Regions from separate parts of the Homo sapiens genome. Here region 2 is linked to region 1. A link is a contact called in ENCODE Hi-C or POLR2A ChIA-PET data. All regions are on one chromosome and are shown on one strand. Each heading gives the region's core, a stretch centred on a gene start or an enhancer-like site at or near the end of the contact. The rest is flanking DNA. Distances are from core to core; before and after follow the strand shown.

What was found. Hi-C counts contacts between places; a loop is a spot of excess contacts on that map. ChIA-PET counts read pairs that join two places held with the same protein, here RNA polymerase II (POLR2A). Pooled maps may share reads with other maps.
Region 2: a loop to region 1 is called in a pooled map, with 2.7 times the contacts of the local background. The contact joins two enhancer-like sites. A Hi-C loop is called at or near these places in 65 of 168 maps with a recorded cell type or tissue (A673, CD14-positive monocyte, CD4-positive, alpha-beta T cell and 40 more), 28 of 37 single-sample maps with no recorded cell type and 43 of 50 pooled maps. POLR2A ChIA-PET finds 5 or more read pairs at or near these places in 5 of 52 experiments (K562, OCI-LY7, SK-N-SH and 2 more).

What each region holds. Positions count from the first base shown.
Region 1 is chr11:72,827,960-72,834,469 of GRCh38, reverse strand. It overlaps ATG16L2 (autophagy related 16 like 2), which reads right to left. Exons shown (of 18, transcript NM_033388.2): 15 at 5,962-6,111; 16 at 5,694-5,741; 17 at 5,486-5,587; 18 at 4,835-5,167. The coding sequence ends at 5,080. Among named protein-coding and RNA genes, the nearest start is that of ATG16L2, 17 kb to the right of the region's middle. Within about 2 kb of position 2,834, at least 13 of the 41 ENCODE cell types and tissues checked have a DNase peak (open chromatin) inside an H3K27ac peak, as active enhancers do; they include adrenal gland, ascending aorta, heart right ventricle and 1 more, where a contact is called at or near this core.
Region 2 is chr11:73,254,837-73,261,346 of GRCh38, reverse strand. It overlaps LOC105369382 (a long non-coding RNA gene), which reads right to left. Exons shown (of 3, transcript XR_950296.3): 3 at 2,358-3,346. Among named protein-coding and RNA genes, the nearest start is that of P2RY6, 14 kb to the left of the region's middle. Within about 2 kb of position 3,871, at least 18 of the 41 ENCODE cell types and tissues checked have a DNase peak (open chromatin) inside an H3K27ac peak, as active enhancers do; they include adrenal gland, ascending aorta, heart right ventricle and 1 more, where a contact is called at or near this core.

The sequences.
Region 1 (6,510 bases), core at 1,585-4,084:
TAAGACACAGACTTCTTTGGATGGCAAGAAATTGAAAAGAAAGCAAGCCACTGGACTCTCCCGCTGGGACCTGGGACAAAACAAACCTTTATCCTCTAGATTGCAACTGCATCCCAGGCTGCTCTATCCACTCACTGCCTGAAGAACCCAGCTGCAGCTTTTGGTTTTGTGGCCAATGACTGCCCAGCCCTCTCCCAGTGGCCTTAGGATGAAATCCAGCTGCTCTGAATCTTCGCATTTATTTTGTTCATCGTGAAGTTGTTTTTCATGACAGAAATATAACTAAATTACAGAAATTTTAGGTTAGAAGGGGGAGGATTGTAATTTATCCCCAAATCCTGCAACTTTTAAGTTTCCTCCTAGACTCTTCCTGTGTTTGCCTTGTTACTGCTTGATCTGCCAAGAACCAAATGAATGCCAAAGAGCATCTTGTTCCTAGACTATTTTCCCTCGGTCCCAGAGGCCAAAAAACACACTTTTGCTGTGTCTGTTTCTGAGAGCTCTGGTCTGGGAATATTTTCCTGAAAAAAAAAAAAATTTTTTTTTTTGAGACGGAGTTTCGCTCGTCACCCAGGCTGGAGTGTGATGGCACTATGTCAGCTCACTGCAACCTCTGCCTCCTGGGTTCAAGCGATTCTCCTGCCTCAGCCTCTCAAGTAGCTGGGATTACAGGCATGTGCCACCACACCCGGCTAATTTTTTTGTATTTTTAGTAGAAACGGGGTTTCACCATGTTGGCCAGGCTGGTCTCAAACTCCTGACCTCAGGTGATCCACCTGCCCCAGCCTCCAAAAGTGCTGGGATTACAGGCATGAGCCACCTCGCCCGGCCTTTCCTAGAATGTTTTATGCTGAAACATTGACAGAAATGAACCCAGGGACAGGGCTCACAGCCCTTCTACACTGCGCATAGAACTCACTCTTCACCACTTGCTCCTGTGAGGAACAGAAAAGAGCACAGCCAAAGGAAATGTATTCCAGTCCCCAGGCCACCTCAGATTAGCTGTGACTTGAGGCTCATCCCTTCACCTTCTGGACCCTGCTTTCCTCATCTGTAAAGTAGGAACAAGCAGATAGTGCAACTTCTAAGATCCAGGAGGATGAAATAGGGTAATGTACAGATAAGCTGAAAATGTTTGTGATGAGTGAATGTGTCTCCAGTGGAAGAGCCTGTATCCAGGCATGGATATGTCTGAATCTCACAGATGGGTCCACGTCTGATGGTGTCAGATCTCTCCAGAAACCACCTCTATTCAATTCAGCAAATGTGCTGCCCCAGGTAGTGTTCAGGTCTCTGGAGCCTTGTCACTGAGGGGCTTGCATCTGGTGGGAGACACTCAGCGCAACAGCAGACTGAAGCCAGGGACTGAGAGATGACCAAGGGGCAGTAGGAGCACAGGATAGGGGCATCTGTCATTTCTCCCTCCCTGGGGTCTCAGGCTCACTAAGGCCTGAGATTGGGCAGGGCAGGCAGAGGCCATGGTCCTCATGCCTACAGAACAGCTCTGCAGAAGAGCCATGTCACTTTTGGGGAGGCTTGGGGCAGGAAGTTTCACAGGTGGGGATATGAGCGCCTGGAAGTCACTGTGACCTGCCCAAGATCTCCCAGGAAGACAGAACTGGAGAACCTAGAACTAGGCCTCCAGAAGCCCTGGCCAGCCCCTTTGCAGAATCTGAATCCAGTTTTTAGAAAAGCAGGAATCAGAGGTCTGGGTTCTTATCCCAGCTCTGCTCTGTGACCCGAAGGAGCTGCCCCATCTCTGGGTCTCAGTTTTTATACCCATGAGTGCGGGCCACTCCAGATTTGACCTAGGCACCCGAATTCAGGCAGGCAGCCCCTGAGCACCAGAGTTCTGAAAACCTGGGCAGTGACTGCTGAGAGCCTGGAGGAGCTGTCAACATCTATTTTCACCTCTCTGCTGAACGGGACTGAAGAGGCTGGAGGGAGGAACAGCCTTCCCGCTGACATGCCCCTCTGAACTCCTCTGCTCAGTCTGTGAGCTCCTCTTCCTCCTGCCTACCTCATTCCCGGGAACTCCTTGGCCTGTTTCTGGCCTTACAGACTTGTTCCTCCAGGAAGCACCCCCTCCTACTGGGAGGGGGACCTCCAAGCAAGTTAAGGTGAACATGTGCTCCCTGAGAGAGGCAACTCCACCCGATGGCAGCAGCGTGTGTGGTAAGATTGACGCCCATAAAGTAGAAGGGAAGGTTTTGGGGGAGAGAAGGGCTCACTGTCCCAGAGATCAGTCAGACCATTTCCTGAGCACCTCCTCTGGGCTCTCTAAGCAGTCTCCACTACAACCCTGTGAAATGAGGGAGAAACGCAATGGCGCAGCTGGCCTCCCAAGATTCAAGTTCCCTCACTCCTGTGTCCCTGCATGTCCCTCACTTCAAGGGATACTAACCGTCCAGGCTCAGGACCCAGAATAGAAAAGGGTGAAGATGTAGGGAGGGAGTCAGGTTAGACACAAGGCTAGCATCACACCTCTACCCCCGTGGTAGCAGGCAGGGGGCACACACACCCTGGGGGAGGGGGCATGCCCCGCAGCCCTGCCTAACTGCGAGTCTGAACACGTTGCTTTAAAAAGAGTATGTGTAATGCAGCCACAGTCCAGCTGCAGGGCTTCTCTGAGCTCAGTTTTCTCACCTGGGAAACATGGTAGCTACATGGCAATGTAGTTGGGAGGAACAAATAATGCTGCAGAAAGGGTGCAGGGCAGGGCCTGGCACCTCCTAAGGGCTCAGTCACGGTGGCTACAGGAGTGTCGGTCTCCCCAGCCATGTGTCCCTGGAAACGGGAATGGCCTCAGTAGACTAGGCAGCTGGTGACCCCTGGTGGCTGCTGGGAGCCAGGGCATGAGGGCTGGGGCAGAGTAGAAGGCTGAGTATCGAAGAATGTTGGAGCCCAAGGCTCTTAGACCGTTAGACTGGCTGAGTCCTTGAATAAGAGAATTTTGTTGTTGTTGAGATGGAGTTTCACTCTCGTTGCCCAGGCTAGAGTGCAATGGCGCATTCTCAGCTCACTGCAACCTCCTCCTCCTGGGTTCCGTGATTCTCCTGCCTCAGCCTCCCAAGTAGCTGGGATTACAGGCATGTGCCACCATGCCCAACTAATTTTGTATTTTTAGTAGAGACAAGGTTTCACTATGTTGCTCAGGTTGGTCTTGAACTCTTGACCTCAGGTGATCTGCCCTCCTTGGCCTCCTAAAGTGCTGGGATTACAGGCGTGAGCCACCGCATCCAGCCTGAATAAGAGAATTTAACCACTTAATAAACATTTCCTGAGTCATTCTCTGTGCCAGGCCTGATCCCAGGAAATAATCTATTCCCATCCTGGCCTCTTCCAAGAGTTCCTTGACTTAAAATGGAGGAGGCAGATACAAAAGGGGAGCTCAGGGACAGAGGAGGCCTCTACCCAGCCTGGCAGGCGAAGGAAGGGGAATCCTGAAAGAAAAATTTGAACTGGGGGCTGGGAGGGAAGGAGAACATTCTGGGAAGAAAGAAAAGCATGTCTGAGATGCACTCATGATAGCAAGGAAATAGCCAGGCACGGTGGCATGCACCTATAGGCCCAGCTACTGGGGAGGCTAAGGCAGGAGGACCACTTGAGCACAGGAGTTTGAGACCAGCCTGGGCAACATAGTGAGACATCATCTCTAAATGAGTAAATGAATGAATGAATAGCAAGGAAATGAAGATGAAGCTGAGAGGCCAGCAGGGTCACATCCAAAGGGCTCCAGATTTCATGCTGGGGTTGCGGGTGGTCTCTGAAGGCAGCAGGGGAACTCCAAAGGATTGGACTTGTGAACACGACACCCTAGAAAGTCACCCTGTTGGGCCGAGCATGGTGCTGTGCACCTGTAATCCCAGCCCTTCGGGAAGACCAGGTGGGAGGATTGCTTAAACCCAGGGGTTTAAGGCTGCAGGAGTTTGAGGCTGCACTAAGGTTTTTTGTGTGTCTCAAAAGCAACAACAACAACAACAAAAGTCACTCTGGCCATAGTAAGGGAAAGGATTGGATGGGGAGACTGCAGGTCTAGAAGGTGGCCCACAGTGGCAGGAGGGTGGAGGAGTACTAGAACCAGCAGCACAAGGTCCCAGGGACATGGGGTGCAGGAGGAACGGGTCACTTGCAGGGGAGATGATGGCCAGGAGGCAGCTAGACCAAAAGTAGTGAGTGGTCTGGGAGTCAGCAGAGTGTAGGTGTTGCCATTTAACCAACACCGTCTCCACAGGCCTGTGCCCAGTCCTAGGTTGGTAAAGGAAGTTGGTTTGCCCCAACTCTGCCCTGTGGGCTCTGCCTTGTAAGCAAAGCCCCAGGCCCAGATCTGGCCCACAGCTGCCCTCCCCCAGGCACAGACACACAGAGGCCTTGCTCTGCCCCACCCTGGGCACTACCCCTGGAGGAAGAACGCGGACCCAGTCTAAGGGAGGCCCTGTGGACCAAGGACTTTGATATCACTACCTGGGTTTTTAGGATCTTCCCACCGGGACCCCTCTGGGCTGCCTCCCTGCCCTCTCCTCAGAGCTCCCCCAGCCCCTCCTCAGCTTCAGTCTACCCTGAGTGCCTGAAGCAGGTGGGCCCAACATGTTGCTTTGGCCTCAGGACCAGGTTGGACCAAGAGTCACATCCATGGCTCTTTGCTGCCTCAGGGCCTTTCTTCCTGCTGTTTCCATGGTTAGACTTGAGCAGCACCTGTCTCTGCAGGCAGAGACTCGGCTGGCTGCCTCAGCTCTGTATGGAAGGAGGAAGGGGGCCAAGCCTGGATCTTCCAGAGCCCACTAGCCCAAAGGTCTCTGTACCATGAATGCTGCAAAGAGGTAGGCAGACGCAGTTCAGATATCATTTTTTTCTACTTTGGGAGAAAAAGTGAGGAGATAGAGATAAAAATACAAAGAAAAACTAGCGTAATCCCCCAACCCATACTTCATTTTTAAACAAACAGGCCAGGTCCTGCCAGGCCTTCTTCCCCATTAAATCCCAAGGCCAGCTCCAGTCCCAACCCCAACCCCTGCATGGCGCCGAAGGAAGCTTCAGGCTTCGGGCAAGAGCTCCAGCCCAGGCAGGCAGGTCGTGGCCCTACTGCCAGAGCACAACCTTCCTGCCCTGGTCCACGCTCACCATGTGGCTCCCGGAGTAGCACCAGGCCACGGCGTTGACGGCAGCGCTGGGGAAAGGGAGGGGCAGGCTTCAGGGGGGCTTCAGGAACTGCGCCTGCAACCTGGCTCTGCCCCGACTGCTGGACCTGGGTAGTTTGAGGCCCTCTCTTGAGCCTGTTTCCTCATCTGTCAAGTTAGCTCACAGGGCTGTGGAAAGGATGGAACCAAGTGCGTGTGGAAAGTACCTTGTGAACTGCAAAGGGCTCTGGTCGGGTGGAAGGTGGAGGGACAAGGGCTGGGGACTCCAGGGTCCCAGTATGTCAGAACCTGGAATCAGCCTGGCAGGACTGGGGCCAGGCAGGTGGCCAGGTGGAGGCCATGCTCACCAATGGGGTCCCTGTAGTCTGCTCTCCAGTTTCCCGGTGTCCACATCCCAGATGTAAAGGGCCCCATCACAGGAGCCTGCCAGTGCATAGCTTCTGTCCGGGCTGTAGTGGCCACAGCAGAGCAAGAAAACGGGGGGTCAGAGGGGAGGGCACACACAGGGTCCGGCAGGGCACACTTGGACACAGGCATATGCTCTCACGGACATACCTGAACACAGCTTTGGTCCAGTCAGAACCACACTTGAAGCCATCGGCCCTGAGGACAGACAGGGCTGGGGTCAGAACAGAGGTCATCACTAGTCTCTGCCCTCTGCAGTGAGCTTCCAGAGCTTCCTCTTTGTCGAGGGGTTTGGTACCTCAGCAGGACCTGGTCTGGAGGGGCCTCCAGGGAGGGCTCCAAGAGGGTCTATTACAGGAGAAGAGAGGCTCAGCTGTCCCAGCAAAGGCCACAGGGTCAGCAGGCATGAGGCTGGTACCTGAACACCTGGCGGATGTTGCTGACACGCAGGTCGATGACCTTGAGTGTGTTGTCTCGGGAACAGCTGAGCAGGTGCAGTTGGTCGTGGCTGAGGCTCAGGGAGGTGACCCGGCCCTGCACAGGGATGACCTGGGTGCAGTGGGGCCCCCTGAGGAACAAGGACAGAGACAGGGATGAGGAACAGCCTAGCCAGGCCACTCCTGACAGGAAGGGGCCAGGCGCAGCAGCCTTCCTAGCTAACCAAGTCCGGAGGAACCCCAGGGCCCTGGATCGCTGGGGTAAAGGCTGCGAGTGACTCATCTCCCTTCTCCCCACTGCAGCCAGCTGCCTCCATCGAGGAACTTAGACAGACTTTGATTTGAAAGCTGGAGCCTTTGAAACCTTTGGGTCACTAAATAAGAACCATATCATCTGAGCAATGAAGTCTCGTCTTTAAAAAATATGAGAGAGAGAAGGAAGGGTTGCAAACAGTAATTGCTGGAGATCAGTGAGTAAAGGCTTGAGGCAGGCCTAGCACTGGCTCTAGCTTTGTTTTTTTGTTTTGTTT
Region 2 (6,510 bases), core at 2,622-5,121, 430 kb before region 1:
ATTAGATAATGAAGTAGTCAGTATTTTAAATGCTTTAGAACTTTTGGTGATGATGGAAATATCCTATATCTGCTGTCCAGTAGGGTAGCCTCTGGCCACATGTAGAAATGTGTCTAGGGCAACGGAGGAATGGAATTTTTAACTCCAAATTAATTTACGTTTAAATGTAAATAGCCTTATGTGACTAACAGATATCATATTTGATAGTGTAGTTTTATACTGTGCAGAAATCATTGCTGAGTGTTAATAGTTTTAAAAATTTTAATGGCATTTGGGGAAAATTAGGGTCTTAGGATGAGCTGGTGACACATTTTTCCTTTTTAAATTTCTGGGAATATAAGCTTTCACTATTCACAAATTTGTTATCAGAAATAAATTATATTCTTTTTTTTTTTTTTTGTCAGAGTCTCGCTCTGTCACCAGGCTGGAGTGCAGTGGCACAATCTCGGCTCACTGCAACCTCTGCCTCCTGGATTCAAGCGATTCTCCTGCCTCAGCCTCCCAAGTAGCTGGAACTGCAGGCACGCGCCACCGTGCCCAGCTAATTTTTGTATTTTTAGTAGAGATGGGGTTTCACCATGTTGGCCAGGATGGTCTTGATCTCTTGACCTCGTGATCCACCTGCCTTGGCCTCCCAAAGTGCTGGGATTATAGGAATGAATTATATTCTAACAGTAAAAGTGACTGTATGTTCTTAAATGGAATACTATATAGCAGACAAAAAATAAACTTGAGCAACCACATCAAGAAGGCTAAAATCACACAAGCATAATGTGACCAAAAAAGAAATATATAGGATACACACAGTATGAGACTATGCACATAAAGTTTTAATTATTGTATATTTCTATACAATAATGTAGAAATCATACAAAGGCATGTGTAAGAATGACCACCAGGGTAGAGGTCACCTTTGAGGAAAAGGAAGGGGTGAGATTGTGTGGGATCTATGCTGCTTTCTATTTCCCTCCTGACTCCCCAGCTCCCTAGCACACTCTGCAAAGACAAAGAGGATGGGCAGGGCCAGCACACAGAGGAGCCACCTCCCCTCCAAAGCCTTCTCTGGCTACCTCTCTGCCAGTCAGGGCTGAGGCCTCCTCTGGGCTCCCAAGTCCAAGTGTTGGCCTTTGTAACACCCTGATCACTCTGGCCTGGTGTTGTTTTTCTTCACACTTCTCCTCCACCAGCCAAGGAGTTTTTCCAGGGCATAATTCTTTGGAGATTTAAAGTCATCATCATCACTCATTTATTCTCTGACACCTGCTATGTGCCTAGGCCCGGGGAAGAAAAAAGATGAGTTGTTCATGGCTAGTGTCCTTCAGAAATGCCCAGTGTGGAGGAGAACAGACCAGAACCTGGTGGGCATTGGGCCAGAGAGACATGAAGATACATAGGAGCTCTGAGGGACCCCCAGCCCACCCAGCCCTAGAGCAGGGAGAACAGGGGTGGTTAAGGCACAAGTTGTGTCTTAGGCTGTGTTCAAGAACAACTAGAATTGTTTGGGTAAAGTAGGAGGAAGATGTTCCTGTTTACAAGAGGGGACAGCTTGTGAAGACCAGGAGGTGGGGTTGATCATGGCCAACTCTGAGAACCTCAAGAAGTTCAGTCCTACTGGGCAGTCCAGTGGAAGAGGGGAGTGGCATAAGAGAGCTGTAGAGAGGGCAGGGACCAGTCCTTTCAGGGTCTCGATGCCAGGCTGGGAAGCTTGGTTTATCCTGAGGGCAATGGGAACCATGGTAGGATTTAAGCAGGGTGGGACCTGGGGAGAGGCCCAGAGGTGTGTTTTAGAAAGCTGACTTATGCTGGCTGATGTGCAGAGGCAGTGGGTCGGTGAGGAGGCTGGGCCAGTAGTCCAGGCAGGTGGCCAGGGCAGTGGGGATGGAGGAGGAGTGATATATGGGAGATGATTAGAAGGTGGATTTGAGAACTTTTCTTTTGAGATGGGGGTCTGGTTCTGTTGCCCAGGCTGGAGTGCAGTGTCACAATCTCTGCTCACTGCAACCTCTGCCTCCCGGGCTCTGGTGATCCTCCCACCTCAGCCTCCCGAGAAGTAGCTGGGACTACAGATGCATGCCACCATGCCTGGCTAATTTTTATTTTTTTATTTTTTTAATTTTTTTGGTAGAGATAGGCTTTTGCCGTGTTGCCCAGGCTGGTCTTGAACTCCTGGGCTCAAGTGATCCTCCCACCTCGGCTTCCCAGAGTGGTAGCATTACAGGCATGAGCCACCACACCTGGCCTTGAGGGCTTTTTAAGGAGGTAGAATCAGCAGAATCAGGCAGATTGGATGCGAATGTGAGGGAGAGAGAGGGGATTCTCAGTTTGGGTTCCTCCAGAAGCTGATCCTGAGGCAAACATTTAAGTACAAATCATTTATTTCAGAGGTGATCCAGGGAAAAGAAGAAAGCCATGGTGGCTGCCGAGCAGGTCATCACTGTGGGTCAGTCCTGTGGGGAACCCGTGGGAGACTGCGCAGAACCTGCCACAGGGAGGTCCCACCCAAAAGGCAAGGAAACTGGAGCAGTTGGTCACCAACTCCAGCTGTCATCGGTTAAAGGCTGATCCTCAAACTTTCTGGCACTTCTGGCCAAGTGTGCTCCAAAGGCCAGAGAAACCCCAGGGCAGAAACCCAGGGTCCCACAGTGAGAAGCTGCAGAGGTGTGGGGATGAGAGTGCTAAGTGGCACAGGCAGCCCCCAGCCTTGGTGTCCCTGTGGGTCCTCTCAGGGCCGGGGCTGCTCTTTCAGCCCCAGCCATAGCCCTAGAACCCCCAGCCCCCTTCCTGAGGCCCAGGAGGGGCGTAGGAGGCACAGCATCTGCTGCAGGATGAAAGGAGCCCTGTCTGTTCCCTGTAGGCTGAGCTCTGGTTCTCCCAGCTGGGTGGAGGAGGGACTCTGTGTAGGAGTTGGGGAAGTGGGGGTGGGTTTCAACCTGATGGCCCTGCCTGCACCCCAGTGTTCTCTCCTCAGCACTCCACCTTTCTCACTGGTCCTCCTGCTGTCCCTGGGTCCTCCTGGGTATGCAGAGCCCTGGTTTCCATGGAGACTGTGCTCTGACCTCTGGAAATGCTCCCTCTGACCAGCTTAGCCAGGCCGCCTGATCCCCATACTCACATCAAGGCAAAGGAACTTGGCAGCTCTTTAATAAAACCAAATCCTGTTGCCCAGGAGCTTCATGTTTGGGCCTCTAGGCCATAGGGTGGGTGAAGTCACTTCTACTCTCTTTAAGATGGAGCCATCAGTTAAAGGAGGGAAGAGATGCCCAGGAGTGGAACTGTAGGGGGCAGCCAGAGCAGTAAGAGCAGGAGCAGGTCAGTGCCGTGTCACTCAGGCCAAGGGAAGATGGGCCTGGAAGAAGGAGGGAGGCCACAGGCTCAGAGCTGGGCCTGGGAGCCAGGCCCCACCCCCACTGGCCCCAGGAGAGGTCAAGGAGCCCTTGGTTAAACTGTGTCCGGCAGCTAATTTGCTTCCTCCTGTTCCGCTCCCTCCCAGCTTCAGCCATGGCCTCACAATCCTTAGCAGCTGGCAGGTGCCCAGCAAGATCCGGCACTGGATGAGCCATATCTGGCATTTCCAACAACTTTTGAGATATCCCCTCCCCCTGTCAGCCCCTGGCCTTGGTGTCCCTGTGGCCTCCTCTCAGGGCCGGGGCTGCTCTTTTAGCCCCAGCCATAGTCCTAAGACCCCAGCCTCCTTCCTGAGGTCCAGGAGCCCCCACATGGCTCCCCTTTGCCCTGTCAGTCCACCAGCCACAGCTAGCCCTTGTTCTGAACAGGAGAACCTCTTCCTGGAACTTGCCTCTTTCTCATTCCCACCACATTCCAGCTGCCCAACCAAGTGTTGATTCACAAATTCATGAGCCAGGAATCCTGCCCTGGCAGCTCTTAGTCAGGGCTCTGGATTCCTCTCTTGCCTCTAAGCACACTGATGGGACACTCCATTTAGCTCCCTCCTACCAGACCCATGCCCACCAGCGCTGCTCCTGGTACAAATGTTTGTTTGTTTACTTATTTATTTTCAAAACGGAGTCTTTCTCTGTTGCCCAGGCTGGAGTGCAATGGCATGATCTTGGCTCACTGCAACCTCCTTCTCCTGGGTTCAAGCAATTCTCCTGCCTCAGCCTCCTGAGTAGCTGGGATTACAGGAGTGTTCCACCACACCCGGCTAATTTTTTGTATTTTTAGTAGAGACAGGGTTTCACCATGTTGGCCAGGCTGGTCTTGAACTCCTGACCTTGTGATCCACCTGCTTCGGCTTCCCAAGGTGCTGGGATTACAGGCGTGAGCCATCATGCCTGGCTATAAATGTTAACATACTTTCTGGCAGTATATAAAGGAGCATAGTGCCTATGTCAGAGGAGGTGATAGTCCACAGAGATCTGCTGCTCACACTACCTGTGGAGCCCTGTGACCTCTGCAACACTGCCTGCTGCCCTTGGGACTGTAGGGACACTGAGAGGGTGATGAAACCAACACATGGAACAAAAAGCCAAGTTAGGCCGGGCGCGGTGGCTCACGCCTGTAATCCCAGCACTTTGGGAGGCCGAGGCAGGCGGATCACCTGAGGCCAGGAGTTCAAGAACAGCTTGGCCAACATGGCAAAACCCCGTCTCTACTGAAAACACACACAAAAAATTAGCCAGGCGTGGTGGCTGGTGCCTGTAATCCCAGCTACTGGGGAGGCTGAGGCTGGAGAATCGCTTGAAACCAGAAGGTGGAGGCTGCAGTGAGCTGAGACTGCGCCATTGCACTCTAGTCTGGGCAGCAAGAGCGAAACTCCATTTCAAAATAGAATAAAATAAAATAAAATTTAAAAAAGCCAAGTTAATGTGAGTCAACCCTTGGGAGTGGGGCAATTCTTTCACTTGGTACCAACAGATCCCTGTCCATTTTAAAACAGATTTACTGAATCTGAGATTCAAGCAGACATTATTGTCTAGTAAATAGTCTAAACTATGTTCATAATGAAGAAAAAGTTGGTGTTTTCATTTATTTCAGCTCTTTAAGAAATCAACAAATCAAAACTGAAATATTGGAAATGACCTGTCTATTCATAGGGAACTGGTTAAATAAATCATGGTTGTTAAAACAGAACAGGGGAGTTTTTATGTAGAAAGACCTTTAAGAAAACTTCAGGGCCAGGCATGGTGGCTCATGCCTGTAATTCCAGCACTTAGAGGCCAAGGCAGGGGGATCGCTTGAGCCTGGGAGTTCAAGAGCAGCCTGGGCAACATAGTGAGACCCTGTCTCTAAAAAAATAGAATAAAATAGCCAGGCGTGATGGCTGACACCTGTAATCCCAGCACTTTGGAGGCCAAGGCAGGGGGATCACAAGGTCAGGAGTTCAAGACCAGCCTGGCCAACATGGTGAAACCTTGTCTCCACTAAAAATTATACAAAAATTAGTTGGGCATGGTGACACATGCCTGTAGTCCCAGCTACTCAGGAGGCTGAGGCAGGAGAATCACTTGAACTCGGAAAGTGGAGGTTGTGGTGAGCCTAGATCGCACCGCTGCACTCCAGCCTGGGCGACAAGAGCGAGACTCTGAATCAAAACAAAAACAACAACAAAAACACCAAAAAACAAACAAACAAAAATTAGCTGGGTGTGGTGGCACGCGCCTGTAGTCCCAGCTACAGGGGAGGCTGAGGCAGAAAAATTGCTTGAACCCGGGAGAGATAGTGCCACTGCACTCCGGACTGGGGGACAGAGGGAGACTCCATCTCAAAAAAAAAAAAAAAAAAAAAAAGAATAAAATAAAAATAAATTTAAAAAGGAATTTTCAGAAGAAAGCTAGGTGTAGAAATATGTATGTAGTAGTATGCAAACTTTTGTGTATGAAGGAAGAAAAAAAACACTACTTTTAGGATTTGTATATACATATAGTTACCTGGAAACATAAAGAAGCAACCACTGACTGGGTTACTTATTAGGGCCAATAACAGGGAGATCCTTCACTGTTTACCTTTTTTTGTTTGTTTGTTTGAACCAAGTGAATACATTATTTAGTTGAAAATTAAATGAAAAAGAAACAGATCACTTTTAAAAATCAAGATGTCACATTTAGTAAAGGTGCCCCAAATGTTGAGGCGTGACAAGGTTCCAATGATGAGAAAAATGGAATGTTTTTATCAACAAAGATTGATATAGGGATTTACTGTTTTCTAAGTAGTTGTGCATAAATTTAGACATTAACTTTCTTCAGCCTGGGCAACATGGCAAAAACCCATCTCTACAAAAAAAAAAAAATACAAAAATTAGCTGGGCATGGTGGCACATGCCTGTAGTCCCAGCTACTCAGGAAGCTGAGGTGGGAGGATCACTTGAGCCTGGGAGATTAAGGCTGCAGTGAGCTGAGATCGTGCCAATACAATCCAGCCTGGGTGACAGAGACCCTGTCTCAAAAAAAAAAAAAAAAGAAAAAAAGATATTAACCTTCTTAAGCCTTATTAGGGACAGTTGATTATTTCAATTTTTCAGAGGGGGAAACTGAGGCTCAGAGAGGTCAGTGG